Linked DNA regions of Homo sapiens: region 2 is linked to region 1. A link is a loop called in an ENCODE intact Hi-C map of the cell type or tissue named here. Cell type or tissue: heart right ventricle. All regions are shown on one strand. Links, peaks and the distances in the headings refer to the core of each region. The heading gives the core; the rest is flanking DNA.

What was found. A loop is a pair of places that touch in the nucleus more often than their neighbours do. Peaks named below come from ENCODE experiments on the same cell type or tissue, not always from the same donor. Only the 100,000 strongest peaks of a DNase experiment are listed, where the experiment ranks them.
Region 2: a loop joins it to region 1, with 3 times the contacts of the local background. A loop is called at or near these places in 11 of 110 quality-filtered maps.

What each region holds. Positions count from the first base shown.
Region 1 is chr2:191,903,509-191,913,698 of GRCh38, forward strand. The region is part of intron 1 of CAVIN2-AS1 (CAVIN2 and TMEFF2 antisense RNA 1); the gene reads left to right. Among named protein-coding and RNA genes, the nearest start is that of CAVIN2, 62 kb to the left of the region's middle. RefSeq lists a silencer at 3,615-3,909. In heart right ventricle, for the core only: a CTCF peak has its summit at 4,200; no DNase peak of the experiment used is centred there; H3K27ac peaks cover 946 bases.
Region 2 is chr2:191,812,778-191,822,967 of GRCh38, forward strand. LOC729254 (hCG2045843) reads left to right here. Exons shown (of 5, transcript NR_157850.1): 4 at 1,566-1,662; 5 at 7,184-7,472. Among named protein-coding and RNA genes, the nearest start is that of CAVIN2-AS1, 29 kb to the right of the region's middle. In heart right ventricle, for the core only: no CTCF peak of the experiment used is centred there; no DNase peak of the experiment used is centred there; H3K4me3 peaks cover 626 bases; H3K27ac peaks cover 1,020 bases.

The sequences.
Region 1 (10,190 bases), core at 852-8,851:
TTCCTAGAAGCAGAAGAGCTGAGTCAGATGGTATTTAAATTTGTAATATTGATAGATATTGCCAACCTTTCATTCATAAGATTTCAGCAGTTCAAATTCCTACCAATGAAGTTTGAAAATGTTTCCCTAATGACTTACTAGAATAGTGTCTTATCAAGCTTTTAGATTCTACCCATGCTGATAGGTGATATTTCAGTGTCATTTTAATTTGCATTTCTGTTAATGTGAATGATATTATCTTTTAATAGGACTGTGAGATATTTATATTTCACTTTCTGTGAAGTCTGTTTATATCCTTTGCCCATTATTTTGTTGAGTTATTGGTCTTTGATTATTTAAATCAATTTTTAGGAGCATTTCATATTTTAATTTAGCTCTTTCTCTGTTAAATGAGTTGTAAATACAGTTTTTTAAAAAAGAGTTTGTTTTATGTCTTTTGCCTTTGTTTTTATTTTATTTCAACACATAAAAGTCTTTTTAAATGTAATCAAATTTATCAGTCTTTTATGGCTTCTGGAATTTGAATGAGATTTTGAAAGAACTCCTTGAAACAAAGTTTATAAAGGAATTCTGCCATATTTACTTCTATGATTTAATTATTTCCAAGTAAACCTTTGATTGATTTGGATTTCGTCCTGATATAATCATAAGGTATCATATATAAGGTGGATCATATATAAGGGTTCAATTATTTTTCCGGAATGCCACTCACTTTAATCAAGAGTGAGACACGTATTCCCATGATGAACACTTTTATTTGACTTTGTACTGAAGAATAGTCCATAAAATTATACTAAAGACAGACAGCAGTGGTACAAAATTTTAAAGCTACCAGAAAAAAAAAACACTATTTGTAGATAAGATTTTATACCTGGAAAACCCAAGAGAATGAACTGAAAAAGAAACACTAAAACAATAAGAGGTTAAATAAGGTAGTGTGGTAACGGGTTTTTAGACATAAATCAGTAGCTTTCATATACAAGTAACAACTATGTGCGAGATCTGATAGACAAGATCTCATACAGCAGCAGCATAAAAAATAAAATACCTAGAAATACACTTAATAAAGTATGTGCGTAATCTATGTAAAGGAAAGTTTGGGGTACTGTTGAAAGGCAATAAAATACTGCTGAGCAAATTGAAAGATACATTGTATTTTGGACAGGAATAGTCAATAAAGGTATCATTCTTTCTAAGCTATTTCATAAATTGGCAACCCAATAAAAAGGTTAATGGCATTTTTTTTGAAATATTCATATTGATGCAAAAGTATACACGGAAAAATATAAATAGATAGTAAATTTTAAAAAATAAACTTTGAAGGGGAACTAATGCTACCAGATATTAAACTTATTGTAGAGTCTCAGAACCTAATGCAGTTTTCTATCAGTGCATAAATAGACAGATTAGAGGAATAAATAGGAAGTTTAGAAATAGACTCCAAATAATAGCGGAAATTTTTTACATGATAAGGGTACAGTCTCAACCTAGTGGGAAAAAGATGATGTTGGAACAACTCATATATTTTAAATTGCATGTTGTGAATCACCCTATAAACATAGTAAACATTCTAAAATGCATCACAACAGCCCCACTTTCTGGAAAAGCTAATGAGATTAAAAATGCACTTTACATTCTACTAAACCCAGAACTTCAGCGAAGACATAACTTATTTCCTGATCCAAAATGAAGTAAGTTACTGAATTCCATCTCTACCAATCAGAACAGAATTTGTATGTACTATATTCTTTTCACATTCCCCAGTGCATAGGCGTTATAGAGGGGGAGACGAATTAGACTTTTTACAAAGACAAAACATAATACTTTTAACCTCTAGGAGTCATTTATTAAAATTGCCTTTAAACAATGCACAGTGCTTCTGGAGAAAACAAGGTGGCATTCTTGAATAATTTCTATCATTCCTGTTTCACTCAATGTAAAGGAAACTCTAGGACGATGGGATAGTTGACCTTTATTGTGCTTTCTTCTATGCTCTCACGAAGAACACATCCAAGGCATTGGTAATCCACCAGCATGCAGGATATGCGTGGAGGCAAGCTGTGTGCAGTGTTGATTGCTTTCATTAGTGCTCAGGAATTCTTAGGGAAGTAGCATGGCTTATAAACGCAGCTCCAGGTTTTTCATCTCCAGGTGTTCTTATTCTAGGCTTGTTGCTTTATTGCCTTGCTTGCCTAATTTCACTTTCACCCATTTTCTGGTTAAATTTGAATAAAATTTCTTCAGATCTTTTGGAGATATTGGGCAAGAGAGCTGTGTTGTGTATATTAACTAATTCAGGGTCTTAAAGTCATTTGATTCAGGGTGCAGTATAAAGGCAAAGCAGCATGCACAGTAAAGCAAAATGCTAATTATTGCAGGCAATGCAGATGCTGCTTTTATAGGTACCAGATGTGTATCACTTCTCAGTTTCATGGGCTGGCTCCTGGAAAAGAACATGAGGCAGGTGAATGGTATAAACTGAGTAAAACAAATCACTTGGGAGAATAAAAACATCCAAGTAAACAGGGCTACAATTATCTTCAGAAAAATTAGAACGCTACTTTCCGAAGACATCCAGGTCAAATGGGCAACAAAAAATGTAGCAAAATACCGAGGTCCCCAATTTTTTTGAACACTGATGAATTATACTTTTGTTTGTTTTCTTTATACATTGTTTTACGGTTTAATAAAAGGTTGAAATGCCAATGAGTAGATTTGGACACAATTCAATCTAATGTGTGAGAATTTTTCAAGATAATTTTTTTTTCAATGTAGGCTCAGGATTTTAGAGCAAAGTTGGGTATTTAGCTTATACAAATGCATTATGTGCTGTGAATACCAGGTAAACACATAAGTGTTCGTGGAGAAATTGAATTGCTTTCAACCAACCACAAGGTTAAGTTGATCTCTTAATTAATTAATTTGTATCACACACCCCAAAAGGATATTTCCAGGAGGGACACATCAATTCAGGATAACAGATTAGAAGGTGACATTTGAAACCACAAAGTGGAAATAGAGATATATGCTAACTACAAGGACAAGTACAGTTGCTCTGAGTAGACATAAAAATTTCTCTGTGGCTATGTCAAAGGAGAGGGGACCTAAAAAGTTGCATAAAATTTGTTATCAGGATAGAGGGAGCATATCAATTATTCAAATGAGATCATTTTAGCATTTTATTCTGAATGCAATTTAATGCATGAGATCTAATAAAGGGATATCCCAGCAATATAATGTACTGTATTTTTGATGACAGTTTTACAAAAAATGAAGACGGGATTAGTAAAATAAATTTAGCTCAAATCTGAAAAGTTTAATATCTTATAGAATATGGGAGATACAAAAGAATCTGCCATTTCACAAGTATTTAGTGCTAGACTCTTTTATTTGTGGTAGACTTCACTATATTGATATCACAGGGACCCCAAAGTCTAACATGAATGTAAGAATAGACAAAAACAAATATTCAAGAAGATTCTGAAACCCATCCTATACAGAAATGGTTTATCATTTCAATTAAAAGGGAGCTTTATATTAGGAAAATATCTTGCTTATTTTTTTTCTGACAAGCTCCATTATCTACCTCTTTAACTCCATTTTGTCTAGCCTAATTTCATCTATAATATTTAGTACTTCAACTAACCCTTCAAAAAATAGCAGGATACACATGAAGAGCCCATGTTAGTGAATTGGTAATTTCAGGGACAAAATGAAGCACCCACATGCATAATCAGTGAAGGTGGCAAAGGAGATGAATCATCTCTGCAAACCTCTCCTATGTCCTCCCTCTCTCTCAGCAGATAACCTTGCATCCCATTTCAGAGGAAGTAGAAGCTGTTACTCAGAAATAATCTCTGCTTCTTGCTCTGCCCCTACTCAGTGCCTGCCTTCCACCCTTGCTCCTTCTCTTCTCTCATCTGGGCCAAAGCATCCCTCTCTTCTTGGATTCTCAACCCCTCTGCCTTCTCTGAGATCTCCCTTTGTAAATACGTTCCATTCTCTGCTCTTTTCCATTAGTCTTTGTGCTGACGTCTCTAGGAAAAGCAACAGTTACAGAAGAGATGACAAAGATGATGACAACTCTACTCTTCCACCCAATTTCTTTTTTCCTCTCCCACACAAACCTCCTGACATTTACAGCCCATTTCCACTTTTTCACCTCCCATACTCTCCCATACTCTCTTCAGTTTGCTGCCACCTGGCTGTTTCCTTCACTCTGTCTATAAACAGCTCTTGGCAAAGTCACTAATAATGTCCTTGTTGCTATATCCTGTGGGCGCTCCAGACCTTTGTCTTCTGAATCTCAGCAGCAATGGACCTGTACTGCCTTCCTGACATCTTTTCCTCTTTGTTCGGTGAAACATTGTACTTCTGACTTCCTGCTGCTCTGACGGCTTGTTCCCAGTTTCCTTTGTGGTCTTTTCTTCTTCCACCAATCTCTTATATTTTTGTGGAATTCTTCTCCCTGCTGGCTTTTGTTTGTTTGCACCTAGCACACCCACCATAGAGGTTCTCTATCTACTGCCATGTTTTAATTATTATCTCTCTTGAATTTTAGATTTTCATATCCAACTACCTACTGGATATCACCTGCTGGATAAACATTGGGCCGCCTACATAGAGCATGTCCAGGCCTGAACTTGTGTCTTGCCTCTAACTTGCTCCTTCTGTATGTCCTGTGCTACCCCTCCACCCAAAAATGCAGGAAGCATTCTTGACTTCCCCCTTTCTGTCAACCCCACCCCCAGCCAGTCACTAACTTCTGTCGTTTTTGCCTCCTCAATATCTCTCAAATATCTACTATTCTGGATCAAGCAGTGACAATCTCTCACCTGGATTACTTCTAGCACCTCCTTGTCTCCCTGCCTGTGGCCTTTTATTTTATTCATTTTTTTTGAGATGGAGTCTTGCTCTGTCACCCAGCCTGGGGTAAAGTGGCACAATTTTGGCCTGTCACCACGCCCGGCTAATTTTTGTATTTTTTAGTAGAGATGCGGTTTCACCATATTGGCCAGGCTGGTCTCGAACTCCTGACCTCATGATCCACCTGCCTCGGCCTCCCAAAGTGCTGAGATTACAGGCATGAGCTGCCGTGCCCGGCTGGCCTTGTTCTTTCTAATTGGTTCTCCTCGTAGCCAGAGGGATCTTGGTACAAAGCAAATCAAATTATGTCATTTCTTTCTTTCTTTTCTTTTCTTTTTTTTTTTTTTTTGAGACAGAGTCTCATTCTGTTGTCCAGGGTGGAGTGCGGTGGCATGATCACAGCTCACTGTAACCTCCACCTCCCGCACTCAGGTGATCCTCCCATCTCAGTTTCCCAAGTAGCTGGGATTACAGGCATATGCCACTGTATTAATCAGGGTTCTCTAGAGGGACAGAAATAATGGAATATATATATATATACCTAGTAAACTCCCATATATATATTCCATATATATAAATACCATATATATATAGTATATACCATATATACCATATATATAGAGTATATACCATATATACCATAGAGTATATACCATATATACCATATATACCATATATATAGCATATACCATATATACCATATATAGAGTATATACCATATATACCATATATATACCATATATACCATAGAGTATATATACCATATATATGGTATATATGGTATATATACTCTATATATAGTATATATGGTATATACTCTATATATATGGTATATATGGTATATACTATATATATATATTGTATTTATATATATGGAATATATATATGGGAGTTTACTAGGTATTAACTCACACAATCACAAGGTTCTACAATAGGCTGTCTGCAGGCTGAGGAGTGAGGAGAGCCAGTCTGAGTTCCACAATTGAAGAACTTGGAGTCTTCAATTAAACTTGGATGTTTAAGGGCAGGAAACATCCAGCATGGGAGAAAGATGTAGGCTAGGAGGCTAGGCCAGTCTCTCTCTTGACATTTTTCTGCCTGCTTATATTCTAGCTGTGCTGGCAGCTGATTAGATTGTGCCCACCCAGATTAAGGGTGGGTCTGCCTTTCCCAGCCCACTGACTCAAATGTTAATCTCCTTTGGCAACACCGTCACAGACACACCCAGGATTAATACTTTGTATCCTTCAATCCAATCAAGTTGACACTCAGTATTAACCATCATAGCCACCATGCCTGGATAATTTTTGTATTTTTAGTAGAAATGGGGGGTTTTGCCCTGTTGCCCAGGCTAGTCTCAGACTCCTGGGCTCAAATTTTCTGCCCACCTTGGCCACGCAAGGTGCTGTGATGAAAGTCTTGAGCCACTGCCCCCAGCCAAATAGTCATTTTTATGCTTAAAAACCTTCAAAGGCTCATTCTCTCATGAAGTAGTTCCAACTCCTTGATAGGGCTCATCAGACCCTTCATGATATTGTTCTTAATTTTTCTTTAGCCTCAACTTTTAGGTATGTCTACGAGCCATAGGGAAGTTATTTCACTTCCCCAACATATGGGTACAAAGTTTGTAGTTAGGAGCCCAGACTTTGGCACCAGACTATAGGGGTTCAAATTTCAGCTTTGTCACTTAATAACATCATGACCCCAGCCTGCTTACTTAATTGCTCCCTCTCAGTTTTCCCATCTATAAAATCAGATGATAATAGAATTATTGTGAGGCTTAAATGAGTCAAGGAGTATAAAACACTCAGAGCAATGCTGGGGTATAACTGATATTCGGCAAACATCACCCACTATCAATATTGCCACCAGTTCTAGGCACTGAAAAGACTGTGGGACCTCACTTTTGTGATTCAAAATAAAAACAATTCAAGACTGTAAAATACATTTCAGCCAGTAAGTCAGCCTAAGAAAGGAGTGATTTTTTTTCAATGATTTTTACTTTGATCTGTTTTGAAAACGCTAGATTGAAAAATAGAAATAGAACTTTTGTTGCTTGTGCTTTGTTGGTGAATTGACCCTGTGTTCAGTCTGGTTCTCTGTTCCAGAAAATGCTTTTCCCTCTTTCTAGGACACTCTTCCAACTTCTCACTGACTCTTCTTGGCATGTTCTTTTCCTCATTTAGGTCTCATGTTACAAGTTAGTTCTTCTCAAAGGTTGTCCTAGACCTGGAATCTGACCTAGTCCCTGATTACAAACTCTCTTCTCATTCTATATTCCCCCAGTATGACACTTCCTGTTCTGTGTCATAAATTCCATGTCATAATTTCCCCTTTACCGTATCTCGCATTATAATGCTATCACCACAAAGACAAGACCACTTCTATCTTGTTCACATTATTTTCCTTCTCTGCATAGCATAGCATGTGCTCAGTGAATCAGAGACTGACTAAGCATCAGAAACCTCACTTGCCTTTAGACATCATCTCACTAGTACAGAAATAATTCTGTGTAAGAGTATATTTACCTTTTATAAAATACTATTTGTTTTTTTTTCTTCTGACATGATGACTCTGCCTTCAGCATCACTCATAACCCAAAGAACTACTAAGTTGCTCTTTGCTGTTTTCAAATTCAAATAACAAAAATGAGATAATGAGTCTTTTTTTTTTTTTTTGAGACAAAGTCTCACTCTTGTCCCCCGGACTGGAGTGCAATTGTGCGATCTCGGCTCACTGCAACTTCTGCCTCCCAGGTTCAAGCGATTCTCCTGCCTCAGCCTCCCCAATAGTTGGGATTACAGGTGCCTGCCACCACGCCCAGCTAATTTTTGTATTTTTAGGAGAGACGGGATTTCACCATGTTGGCCAGGCTGGTCTCGAACTTCTGACCTCAGGTGATCCGCCTGCCTCGGCCTCCCAAAGTGCTGTGATTACAGGCGTGAGCCACTGTGCCCGGCCGATAATGAGTCTTTTAAGACTGAGTTTGAAAACCTTTTCATACAGTGATGGGAGTTTTCCCTGTGCTGGGTTGTGAGAACTAGTTATGAAGGCATTGCTTTTGGATCTCTTAAGTCTTAAGTCTACCACAAAATCCCTAGTGGTGGGAATCTCAATCTGGGGCTGACCGATAAAGAAGTTTCTGGCTAGCAGCCCCTCAAATCAGGGTCTTGGGGCAGTTACCTGCAAACACAGCAGCTCCTGTGTTTCATACTTGAAGGCCCCTGGGAAGTCCCTGTTCCCTATTTGGCAGTTAGGAGCTGAGATTTCATCTCACCATTATAAATTATTCAACAAACTTTCATAAGTTCTTCCTAGGAGGTTTGTACTAGTGCCTGTAGAGGCATTATGTGATACACAAAGACAAAGACGTGGTCCTGCCCTTCAGGAGTAGTAATCCAGATATCACCTGCTGCTCTTAAGAACCTCTACCCCATGTCTTAAGGGAAATCCAATAACTGCTCTAGGAGTTTTGCAGTGCTCAGGGATTTGTGCTTCATTTAGTCATCTTGGGCTTTGCTATCTTACTGATGCTGGATTTTTGTTTATTGTGTCTTCTGGGTGTTTCTTTATCTTTGCCCTAGTATCAACTCAGACATAGGATGCAGTTTCTTCCCCTTAATTCTTTGCTCTTAGTCCTAAAATATCACTCTGGGGAGCAGCTGTGGGTGGTAGCGTTTTACTAAAGAGATGGGTAATGGTGAGAGAAGTTATATGGCATTCCATAGTTAGATAATCAACAATTGAACATTGGGCTCTTGAAGAAGTTCTTCAGCCATTTCTCTCAACGTGAGTACTGGGCACCTGCTATGTTTTTTGGCCCCCTCTGTCTTTCCTCTCTGTGCTGCCTTTCAGCCACTCCAAAAAGAAAAATAGTATTTTCTCATACTGATTTATAGTGAGCAATCCAGCTCTCTCTCTTCCTACCCATAAGCTGTGCTTGGGATTCAGCTGCATGGCTGTTATTCACCAACGTACTCTGCTAAACAGTGCACTAATGATTCCATGTCCCACCCATTCTCCTTTCTGTCTGATTAGGTGAGTTATATCGCTGCCACCGCCCCCCCGCCAACTCCTCTGGAAGTACAAATGGAGATAGCCACATTCCGTTTATATGACATTTTCTCTTATTTTCCTTGCAGACGTTTGAGACCTAGAAAAATCTTGGAAGAATTTATTTATTGAATTCTTCATTTCCACACTTAAAGGACAAGGGCAAGCCTTGTTCGCCATTGTATTCCTATCACCTACACACAAAGTAAGCACTCAACGAATATTTATTATGTAAGTGAGTTTACACTTCCAGGAGAGCTGCACTGGAGTTAAACGTGTTCATTTTTTCTTTAAATAGCTCGGCACCACCTAATGTTCATCTTATCTAATATATACTGTATTCTAGTCATCATTTCAGGGTACTATTAATTTAAAAACAGGTATAATTTATCAGGCTTGCATTCTGTTCACAGCATTCTCATTGACATCTAAGGCAAAACAGTGAGGACCTGGCAAAACGTTTTTGCTTTGCTGACTGTGGCTCTGTTCTCTTCAGGAGCCATGGCTGCCAATATTCCCAAGAGAGAATGAACTTTTGACTCTGGGCATCATACAAAGCCTCAAGCTGTTCCCTGTAGAGTGAAGAGCTTGGATGGAGTTAAGGACTTCAGTGGTTCTTGCTAATGCTTTCAGGCAGCTTCACCTGTATTTGCATCATCCAGGCAGTCTGCGCCTGAGAAGCACACAGAACAGCTAAAGATCACGGCTTGTTTTGAATATGCCAGCCAGGATTCCTGGGAATCTGAGTATTGGAATCAATGTCTGACAATTTTTTTTCTTTAAATAACCCCCAACAGCTTTGCCACCACCAGTTGTCACCTGTGTGTTTTTAAGCCATCGTGTCCTTGAAAGGAGTGCCATCTCTTACGTATCCTGTTTATTTTCTCAGGTGAAATGATCTCACAAAAACATCTTAACTTAATGAAATTACCAGCCTGTACCAAAAAGCTTTCTGTTTGAATAGGGCATTTCTTTACTTCCCAAGTAGCTTTGCAATGAGAAAACTGATGGTGATATAGCTGTTGACCTTAAAGATGCAATATTTGTGAACTTTCTCAGGAGAAGGTTGTGCTATTTACCTGGTCCTTCAGTGAAATATGATGCTTCCTTACAGAGGTAGAAACGCTTTGGATTTTAGATCCACAATGTGACAGGTTTCCTTACTTTCATTGCCCACTGCCTGCATTTTGTTTGGAAGCTGGAACAAGAGAGCTGCTGATACTGTTTCAGTGGATTCCTTTGTTGTGTTCTCTTCTCAATTTGAAAACCAT
Region 2 (10,190 bases), core at 1,307-9,306, 90 kb before region 1:
TATTGATGGTGACCTACTATCACTGGAATAAAATGGAGCTAGAGGAGTTTCAGTATTATTTTACAGAGTTATGTTCAAACATGTGAGAATGTAAGGACTTGTGGGCACACCAATATTTTCAGGTCCACAGGAAATTCTTTCACTAGGACATAAAGTCATTCATTCATTCTTCCTTGTGTCCAGTGCTTCTTGAGTGCTTATTGGGTGCTTATCCTTGTTCCACGCGCTAGGAAGTCCTTGCAGACTTACCTCACAGGAACTCCTCGTTGCTGCCTATCTTTTCTTGAAGTGTAAGGGCGAAAGGAGGTTAGGATCCCCTTTATAGAGAGCTGGCAGAGCACCATTGATTGATGATAAACTTGAAGGAGAAAAGGGTCATATTCTAGTTTGCTCCAGTCAAAGATTTCCATCAGGAATAGACTGTTGTAAATCTGCTGCTGAATTCTGCTACTGGCCGGCATACTGTCCAAAGATGTACTGAGAGACATTGGGAAATCCCAAAAGTCAGTTAGAAAGGTCAGGCTATTCTTCAAATGTTAGATGGACAAAGTAAGCATGGGTTCAAGCCCCCTGTCAAATCATCTGCAGTCTACAAATAGCTTATTTCACCAGCTTCCTAACTAATGTGGTATCTTCTTCTAGAACTTGGCGAGTTTTATCAGGATTAAGTAACGATGGTTCCCCTATAGCCTGCCCATTATGAGCCAGGTCCTTTCCAGGTATTACTTTAATCTTTATGACACTCATTCAAGCTGGGCATTATTATACTGTTTTGATATATAAGATAACTGAAGCTTAAAGAAGTTGATTAATTTGCCAAGTATGTAGCCAAGTTGGGAATTAAACCAAGGTCTGTCCATGCCCCTCCGACTATGCCATACTCTCTCTCTTTTGAAGAATTGTTTGCTATAACATTGTTTCATTGGCCAGAACAAGTATGGAAGGGAAATAAAGGAAGCAGTCCCAGGATTTGTGCTGAGAGAGGCTGACATCTGTAAGGGGATCAGGCAGAAGATATAATATACAGGAACCCAGAAGTGTCCCATCATTTGGTCTGCAGGGCTTTGGAATATTGGGAAACAAAATCATCAGAATTTTCTGGGAGGTGGGTGGTTAGCCTGCAGAAATAGGGTGTCTTGTTCCAAACAGAGGCTTCAGAGCATCAGACAGACTGTGGAGTTAAAAGACGAGAAGCAAAGTGCAATTAGAACTGCCATACCAGGAAAACCTTTGCTTGAATGCAGGCTACAAAAGATGGATAGCGATGCATTGGTCTTTTCAGCTCCACTCTCAGGCAGGGATAACAACATGACCGGCAGCAGCATTTTGAAACACAGACAGCCACCACCACTGATATTTATTTATAGAGAGAAAGTGCGCGAGGTGCACAGAAACACTTTGAACACTAAGCGCAGTGCAAATGGGCTCACTATTGATTCTTAGTGGAAACGTTCATGTCTGCCTCATGAACAAATATTACTCCTGAGACCATCTTTAACAAAATATTTAGTCTGACCTCTCCAGACTGCATTTACAAACTCATTTCTCTTTTCGTTATGTTTTAGTCCTTTTCACCGTGATGTAAGTAGGCTCTCCAGCAGTCCCAGAAGACTTTCACAAGAAGAGTTTCAACAACAGAAAATAAGCCTAAGTGATTGTGTGGTAGGTTCCATCAAAAGGTATCGTGGAAATACTACAGAAGAAGAATGAGAAATTATAGGAAGTTAACATAAAGGGACACAAGGGCACATCAGGGTGTAACATCAGCTGGTGTGGCAGATCTTGGAATGCCAGGAAGCAAAGTTGTCAGACAGTGTCTGTGGGGTTTTCCACCCCCATCGTGGCTCCATTTCCACACGTGTGTCATTAAGTCCATTGTGACTGGACACAGCCAAGTGTGGAGAACCACTTAGGAAACTTTAAGAATCCATTAGAACCATTAGATCTCTTCTGAGCTAGCCAGAATAATTAAATCTATGTCCAATTGGAGACTAGTGTAGCTGCCGATTTTACTTACCTTTCAAAATAATCGAGAGGAAATTCTTATGTGAGATTCACTCACAGATGCCTCCTAATGCATCTTTAAAACATTCTACTCATCTCCAGTCAAAAATGGCTTCTTATTTATGTTGCTGAAGGGCATTTTTCATAATGTACTGTGACTTTATTTTAGTAGTCTGTGAACTAAGGTTACCCATAGAATGGTTGGAAATTAAGCAGTTTGTGACTATAAGTGATGTAAAAAAAATCAAACTGGATATTTATTTGATTGCTCAAAGTTCTGAGTGCATTATCTAGATAGCTTGTCCATTTTTGTCTGGGTTAATGTCAGAAGTTTTCAATTGCAAGTCCCTCCAGAGCAGGACTGATGCCATCTCCATCAGTTTAAGAGCCCCAGGTTCCTCATCCAATAAGCATGTCTTGAGTGCCTATGATGAAACACAAGTTCTTGACCGGCACAGGGTGCTCTTGTCTGGAGATGGCAGTGAAGACATTTTTCTTCCTGCATAAATATGTGCAGGAAATCAAAGCTTTTTTTCTTGCAAACTTACCTTTCCCCTCTCCTGATCCTGTAGAAAGACAGGGAAAATGAGGCCTTTTTTTGTTTATTATTATTATTTTTTAATTTTGAGTATTCAATTCAAAGCTAAAGTTGAGGTACATATAAATGATAAATGGCTCTATGCTAAGGAGCTTGCCATTGTGTATATGGCTGTGTAGCAGACATTTGGCTGTGTTTGTTTTTTTTTCCCTTTTGCTTTAATCCCCTCATAGAAAATAAACATAAACTGGGCACGGTGGCTCACGCCTATAATCCCAGCACTTTGGGAGGCCGAGGCTGGTGGATCACCTGAGGTCAAGAGTACGAGACCAGCCTGACCAACATGGTGAAGCCCTGTCTCTACTAAAAATACAAAGTTATCCGGATGTCGTGCTGCATGTCTGTAGTCCCAGCTACTTGGGAGGCTGAGGCAGGAAAATCGTTTGAACCCAGGAGGCGGAGGTTGCAGTGAGCCGAGATCGCGCCATTGCACTCCAGCCTGGGCAACAAGAGTGAAACTCTGTCTCAAAACAAACAAACAAACAAAAACAAACAAACAAACACCATAATGCAGTCTCCCAGTTACTACACTTTCTCTACCATTGCTTCCCTTTTAACCTTTTAATTCTCCCACCAACAGCTTAGAGGCACTTTTGGCCATCTAGCAGCCTGAAGCCTGCAAACCCCATAGTATTTGCAGTCTATTTAGGGATAGACAGGACAGAACCCAAGGGCATCTATCAGTCTTGGGAGCCTCATATGTTCACAGATTTTCTCCATGGAAATGTGTTTTTTTTTTTTTTTTTTTTTTTTTTTTGAGACGGAGTCTTGCTCTATCACCCAGGCTGGAGTGCAATGGCGCAATCTCGGCTCACTGCAACCTCTGCCTCCTGGCTTCAAGCGATTTTCCTGCCTCAGCCTCCTGAGTAGTTGGGACTACAGGCACGTGCCACCATGCTGGGCTAATTTTTGTATTTTTAGTGGAGACAGGGTTTCAGGAAATGTTCTTGGTTCACCTATATGGAATCTAAAGTATTCGCCTCTTGATACAAATTATTTATATTTATAGAAAATTTATTGTATTTCTATACCCTCTAATCACCTATTCTGGAAAATGTTTCCAAAAGTAGAGAATGAAGTGTAGGAAAAAGCCCAGGGGACTAGAGATAAGACGCTACTTCAAAACTTTAAGGCTGGAGCAAGTCACTTTTATAAGTCTCAGAATTCCCACCAGTTAAAGTGGGAGTAATAATGCCTTTCTTAGCTTTGCTTAATAGAAAAGAAGTACAAATCACTTAAAATTCCAAGGTACGTTGCAAGTGTATGGTTAGAAGAAAAAAAATAAAAACATTTATTAGGTTTCTTCTATATGTAACAAGCCATGCTAAGGTCATACTATTGTATAAGGAGAGAGCCTTATCTAAATATTCCTTACTGTGATTTTTGTACATAAACAGATCACCACAACCACAAGCAACAAGGCAGTATTGGTTTCACAGTTAAAACACTGGGTTTTAGGACGGGCAGACGTGGGTCCAAATTCTAGCTCTGCCATTTTGTGATCTTGTTATTTAACCTCTCTATTTTCTCATTCATAAAACAAAGCTAATAATTTCTACTTCATGGTGTTTCAATAGAGATGAAATGAGACATGGTATGATATAGTATTGGGCACAACTTGAGGATAAAATGATTATTTAGGAACATGGGTACCCATCTACCACAAAAGGTAATTTCTCTTTGCTTTAAGTGAAATATTATGCCCTCACAAAAGCTGTAAATTCATGAGTTTTTTTTTTAATTTCATAATCATACCTTAATTTCACATGAGAGAAATCTAGTTTTAGCCAAGAACCTTTCCCACCTCAAGTCTTTTCGTGGAGAATTGAGGGTCTTCCTTCCCACTGTCTTCAAATTTGTGGCACCATCAGCCCATCAGCCTTTGTAGTAGCTACTAATTCTTAGACTCATGGTCTGCCACAAGCTGTTGGCCAAAAGGAACCCATGGGTGTCTGATTGCTGTGCTGCTTCTGCCACATCAGGTAGGGCTGAGTCCAATCACATTGAGTCCTTGGGGATGTGCTTATCAGGGAGGTGTTAAGGTTTACCGCAAAAGCACATGGACTTTGAGCTAGACCACCTGCATTCAAATCTCAGCTTTGCCCATCTTTCCCTGCATGACCTTGAACAAATTACCCTTTTAAACCTCCACTTTTTCATTTAATGAGTGGATAATAGTAATAACCAACATTTATATAAGCTCTTTCCCGGTGCCAGGTTCTGTGCCGGTGTTTTACATGCACTAACTGATTTAACTTTATAGCATCTTGTGAAGTAGGGATTTAGTATTTTCAGTTTTCAAAAAAAAATTGTAGTAAAAAAATTTAAAATGAGATCTACCGCCTTAATACATTTTTAAGTGTACAACACGTTATTGTTAACAATAGGCACAACACTGGAGGGCAGGTCTCTAGAACTGATTCATTTTGCGTAACTAAAACTCTACACCCATTGAACAATAATTCCTCATTTCTCCCTCCCTGAAGGTTTGGCAACCACTGTTCTTCTCTCTGTTTCTAGTCTGAATGTGACTATTCTAGATACTTTATGTAAGTCAAATAATATAATGTTTCTCTTTCTATGACTAGTTTATTTCACTTAGGATAATGTCCTCAAGATTCATCCATGTTATCAGAAGTGGCAGGATTTCCTTCTTTTTTTTTTTAAAAGCTGAATACTATTTTTATTGTATGTATATACCACACTTTAAAAAACCATTTATCCACCTATAGATGTTTAGGTTGTTTCTACATTTTGGCTTTGTAAATAATGCTGTAATGAAGTTGAGAATGTGGATATCTGTTCACGATCTTAAATTGAAATGAGGTGAGGATTATTTCTAACACCAATTTTACAGCTGAAAAAAAAAACAACCAGAAGCATAGAGAGGTTAAATACATTTTTGCAGGGCACACAGCTAGCAATTGTTACAGCTGGGCTTCAGTCCCACTGACTAGTGTGGAGATTGTGTTCTGGAAGTGATAACACTTCACCCTAGCATTGGACTCTTAACAGTACCTGGCACCTGCAAATACAAAATAAATGTCAGCTAATTTTATTAGCAAGGAGGATGTGCCTCTGGCTTTAGTGCTTTTGCCCACCTACCTTGCATTTTTTTAAAATTATATTTCTGAAGAGCTGAAACTCTTTGTTATGAGACTGAACTTAGGCTCGTTAAAGAGGTAAGTCTGTATTAATGTTAACTTAGAAAGTCAGTTCTAACCTCAGACTTCTATAAATTCTGGCAAAATTCTAGTGGGAAGTTTTCCCCCACTTTTCATTTTCTACACCTTCTCTCTCCTTCTAACTGGCATTTCATAAATGTATTTACTGACCCCCACACCTAAATTCAAATATTAAAAGCAAAGCCTTATTCTCTTGTACCAAAAATAAAACCAAAGCTACCATTCACTCTTTCAAACTAGAATTCTAATCCTAGAGATGATGTATTAACTCTATCCAAACATGAACAAAACTGTCCTGACCCTCAGTATCCTCTCTGGAGAAGGTCAGAACGCAGTTGTGGCCACAAAAATCGCCACTGAGCCCCGATATAAATAGCAGTGAATTGGCCATGCAAAAACGGAGAGACTGAAGGGTCAATGAAGCTAATTATAACTTGAGGGTCTTGCCTGATTGTGGGAGGGCAGGGTCAGAAGCCTTGCAAAGCTGACATTTTACTCCCAGATGAGTCTACTTTTGGGAAACTATTTCTTTATGGATGTGTATACAGCCTAGGAATTAGAGGCGGATGCCAGAGGGAGCCTTGTAAGAGCTTACGGCTGTCCTGTAACCGGAAGTTAATCTGCCATTCTCCTCTTATCCTCTGGTTCCTGGTTTGTGATTTTTCACTGCAGCAAGTATTCTGCTTCTTCCCCTTCACAGAAAATGTGGCTTTTCTTATCTGTAAGGTGTCTCAATTTAGTGGAAAAAAGAATTGAGTCCACTGCCCACTCCCTGTTCCAGGACTGTTTTTTCTCAAAATAGGAAATATATAATGTGTAGGCTGGGTGGCTAGAATTAGGTTGAATCAGTACGAAACAGGGAGATTTGTTTGCTTCAGAAGAAAATCTCCCACTGCCTTGGCTGGCTGCAGAATCCAGGACAAATATCAAGACTTGGAGCTATAGAAATCAAATCATCTTGAGTGGATTATTATAATGATGACCCTCTCCATGGATTCCTACATGCCCTTTTAACAAAGCCTTTTGTGGCCAAACTGGCATTTCTAGTTAAGATTTTGAAACCATTATATTTAATGCCTTCTCATTGATTAGGTCAAAAAAGAAAGAAATCGACTTTCCTATGGAGATAGGCAAATCTTTTCTTTCTTTTTCTGTTTTTATAATGAACTGAAATATAAAGCCATCTTGTTCTCTAGATATCCAGAGGAAATTAATCACCTCAAAATAGAGAAGGAGAAAGTTGGAAGTACAAAATGACATGTCTGAGTTTTTCTGTGGCTTCAAAATACCCACCTGGGTAAAGATACCACCAGATTTATTGTTAACCAGCCTTGGGTTCTTATTTCTGATCTACCTATTGGGTAATAAAAGATTCAATTTATTTTGATTGTTTCAGAATATCACAGAGCAACAGAGAAAATGTAGATCACTCCAGTTCTAGCACAAGGTCGGGGAGGAAAAAGAATCAGAGAGTTTGGAATTTCTAAATGCTCGTGTTTGAGAAATGGGGAGCATCACAAACTAACAGCAGAGGTGGACATTTTTTACAGGGTAAAGGATTCCCATGGAACACCACTCGTCAAATGCAAATAAAAATTGTACAAAGAAGGTAACTTCTTTCTCTGTCCCCACATCTCTCCATCTGAAACTTCATTCTTCCATTAAAACAGAATTGTGCTTTGTGATGTATAAAGTCTCTTTCTTTCTCTTCAAGTTGAATGTTAACGTTCTGCTTTGTGCCCTTAACTTAATGGATATTCTCAAAACTGGCAGCTTTTTCTTCATGCGGGAAGAAGAAATAATTCTGAATTAAGAACACCAAAATAGGTTAAGGATACATTATGTCAGAGGCTGTAGATTGTTAACAAGCAAAGGAAGCACAAAGCATGGAGTATAATACAATTAAGCGCACCCGGGTAAGATTGCCAGCCATTTCATCCCAATGACTTCACCTGTTGATGCCAGAGGTGACCCTTTCCAGTCTGTCTAACATTTTACAGAGCCCAGGTGGTTTTCTAATTGCTGAGTGATCTGCAATTAGCAAGTGTAGTAGATGCTGTGGTGCCCTGCCTGGATCCCTTACCCAGCCCATCACTCCCTTCTCCAATTGCTGTGAGTGTAGACTTCTAATGACCCACAGCTGCCCCCTATTTTTAGAGAATTGCGAATGGCAGCTGCATCTCCCAGGAGGTCATGCTCCTCGCCCCAACTAAGGGCAGCCAATGACTGATGAATGTGGGACTACAAATGGCCCCCTTACATCGAAGGTGAGGGCCATAATTTTGTGGTGTGATCCCCTGGATCAGGTCAAGACTGGCCTTTGTACGGGACCACATCCTTGCTGAGCTCTTTCCTCTCTCCTCTCCCGCTTTGCACCCCACTCTGCTGGCTTTCTCTGAAGAGCACGGCTTCACTAAACCTTATGCACCAGAACTTCCGTCTGAGGCTCTGATTCCAGTGTGCCCAGAACTAAAAGAGTGAGTTTGCTCATATATCTTTCTTAATGGATTCAATAACATAATATCATTGTTAACTAGAATTCTCTTGAAAAATGATAGACTATTCTCTCTGAATTGCTGAAGTCTTTTCTTCAATTAGAAAAGTTCTTTCAGTTCAGGTTGAAGTCTTTTCTTCAATAAGAAAAGTTCTTTCAGTTCAGCAGTGTTCTCTGTGTAGCCTTTATCCATCAGCTTACGTGGAAAAATCATGGTTGGCAAAGGATCAAAGTCACAAAGGTTGAAAATTTGAACCCTATGACTGATTCCTACTTGCCTCTTTTTCATTTTTTTAGTTTGTCTAGTATTCAACTCTATTTACAGAACTCCTCTTAAAAGCTTGGCTTTTCAAGTTAGAACAATGTTCTGCCACAATAGGAATAATTATGATGGCCTTAGTATATGGTAGTCATCTGGGTGACAAAATAAAAGATTTTTGCTTGGAATCAAATAGTCCATTCAAGTCTGAAATGATATGTATTTTCTGGGCCCTCTGTAATTAGAAATGTGATTGTATAAATGTCTGAAAATCTGTTCTGGTTTTAAAGAAATTGGCCTACAGCCTGTTCTAATCCGGACACAAAATTCACAGAATTTGAAGGTCTCCTTGTATCACTACCAGCTAGTGGTATGAGGGTGGGCTGATTCAGCAATTGGAAGAACGGTGATTCCAGCTGACAGGTGCAGTCCTCCAGGAAATGCCAGGTTGACCCTGCTGCTTAGAAAAGCAGAACAGAGAGGTGATGGCAAAGGATACAGGGAACGGAAATATTTGAAAGGCATTATTATTTATGTTGGGTGGGGCAAGGATACATGATTGCACAGTGGAAGAGTTGGAATCCTTCACCCACTTCACAATTGTGCTTTGTATCAAACATAATGTCCAAACATATTGACTGATGCACTGAATTGGATGTTACTGATTCTCAATACTATATTTTGCTCTAAACAAATTGGCTTTTTGTTTCTACCATGTTATTGCTTATTTATAATCAACATCTTCTATCCTAAAACATTCCTAAAGCAAGCAGGTTCTTGCTGTTTTCTATTTAGACATTTGATGTTCATTTGGGTCCAATGTCTTCATGTTTACAAGTGATTTTTGCTGGATTTGTAGGATGTAAAGTTTTTGCCATTTGATCTGTGACTGGGATGCATCCATTAGAAGGTCAGTGCTGAAAAGCCAGGAAATTGCTTTTAATTTTATGTAATTTACGGTTTATTTGTAAAATTCACAGAATTTCACATCCTAAGATTATTTTCCTGGGATTCTGTTTCAAAAAGGCCACTGGATCTTAAGGAAAGATGAACTCATTCTGTTATTGTTGTTGAATTTCCAAACAAAAAGGCTTAAGGCTTGGAATTTGCCATTTATTACTGAGAAAGTAGAGGTAACTATTCTAGTTGCTAATGTCCTTTTTCAATAAATATCCTTTCCCTGCCTGCCACAGGATTGTCATCCCACTTTAAAGGGTTAGATCACAGAAGAGGCGTCTCTCAAAGTTAGGTACTTCCTATCCCTCTTTGATAGGAGGAAAGCAATACTTGGTGAGTTAAAAGAAAAATACATCAGAAAATCTGAATTGTTCTATTCTCTTTCCTATGACCATAATGCATTTTATAACTGTCTTTATCGAAATGGAAACATATGTCAAATTTTTAAAAACAAGAATGGTGGCACTGACAGTATGCTTTTCTTTAAGCTTGCTTACCAAGCAGCAACTGGAAATACAAAAATTAACTACAGATTTTATATTTCAATATACTATGTTATTGGAATGTTTTGTTCTCTAACATGTATTTGTAAGATTTACTGAAAAGAAATTCAATGATATTTGAAATTTTAAAATCCTGTGGGAGTTAAAATTTTGACCTTGATTAGCTTAGGCATCTCTAGTAGTAGTTTCT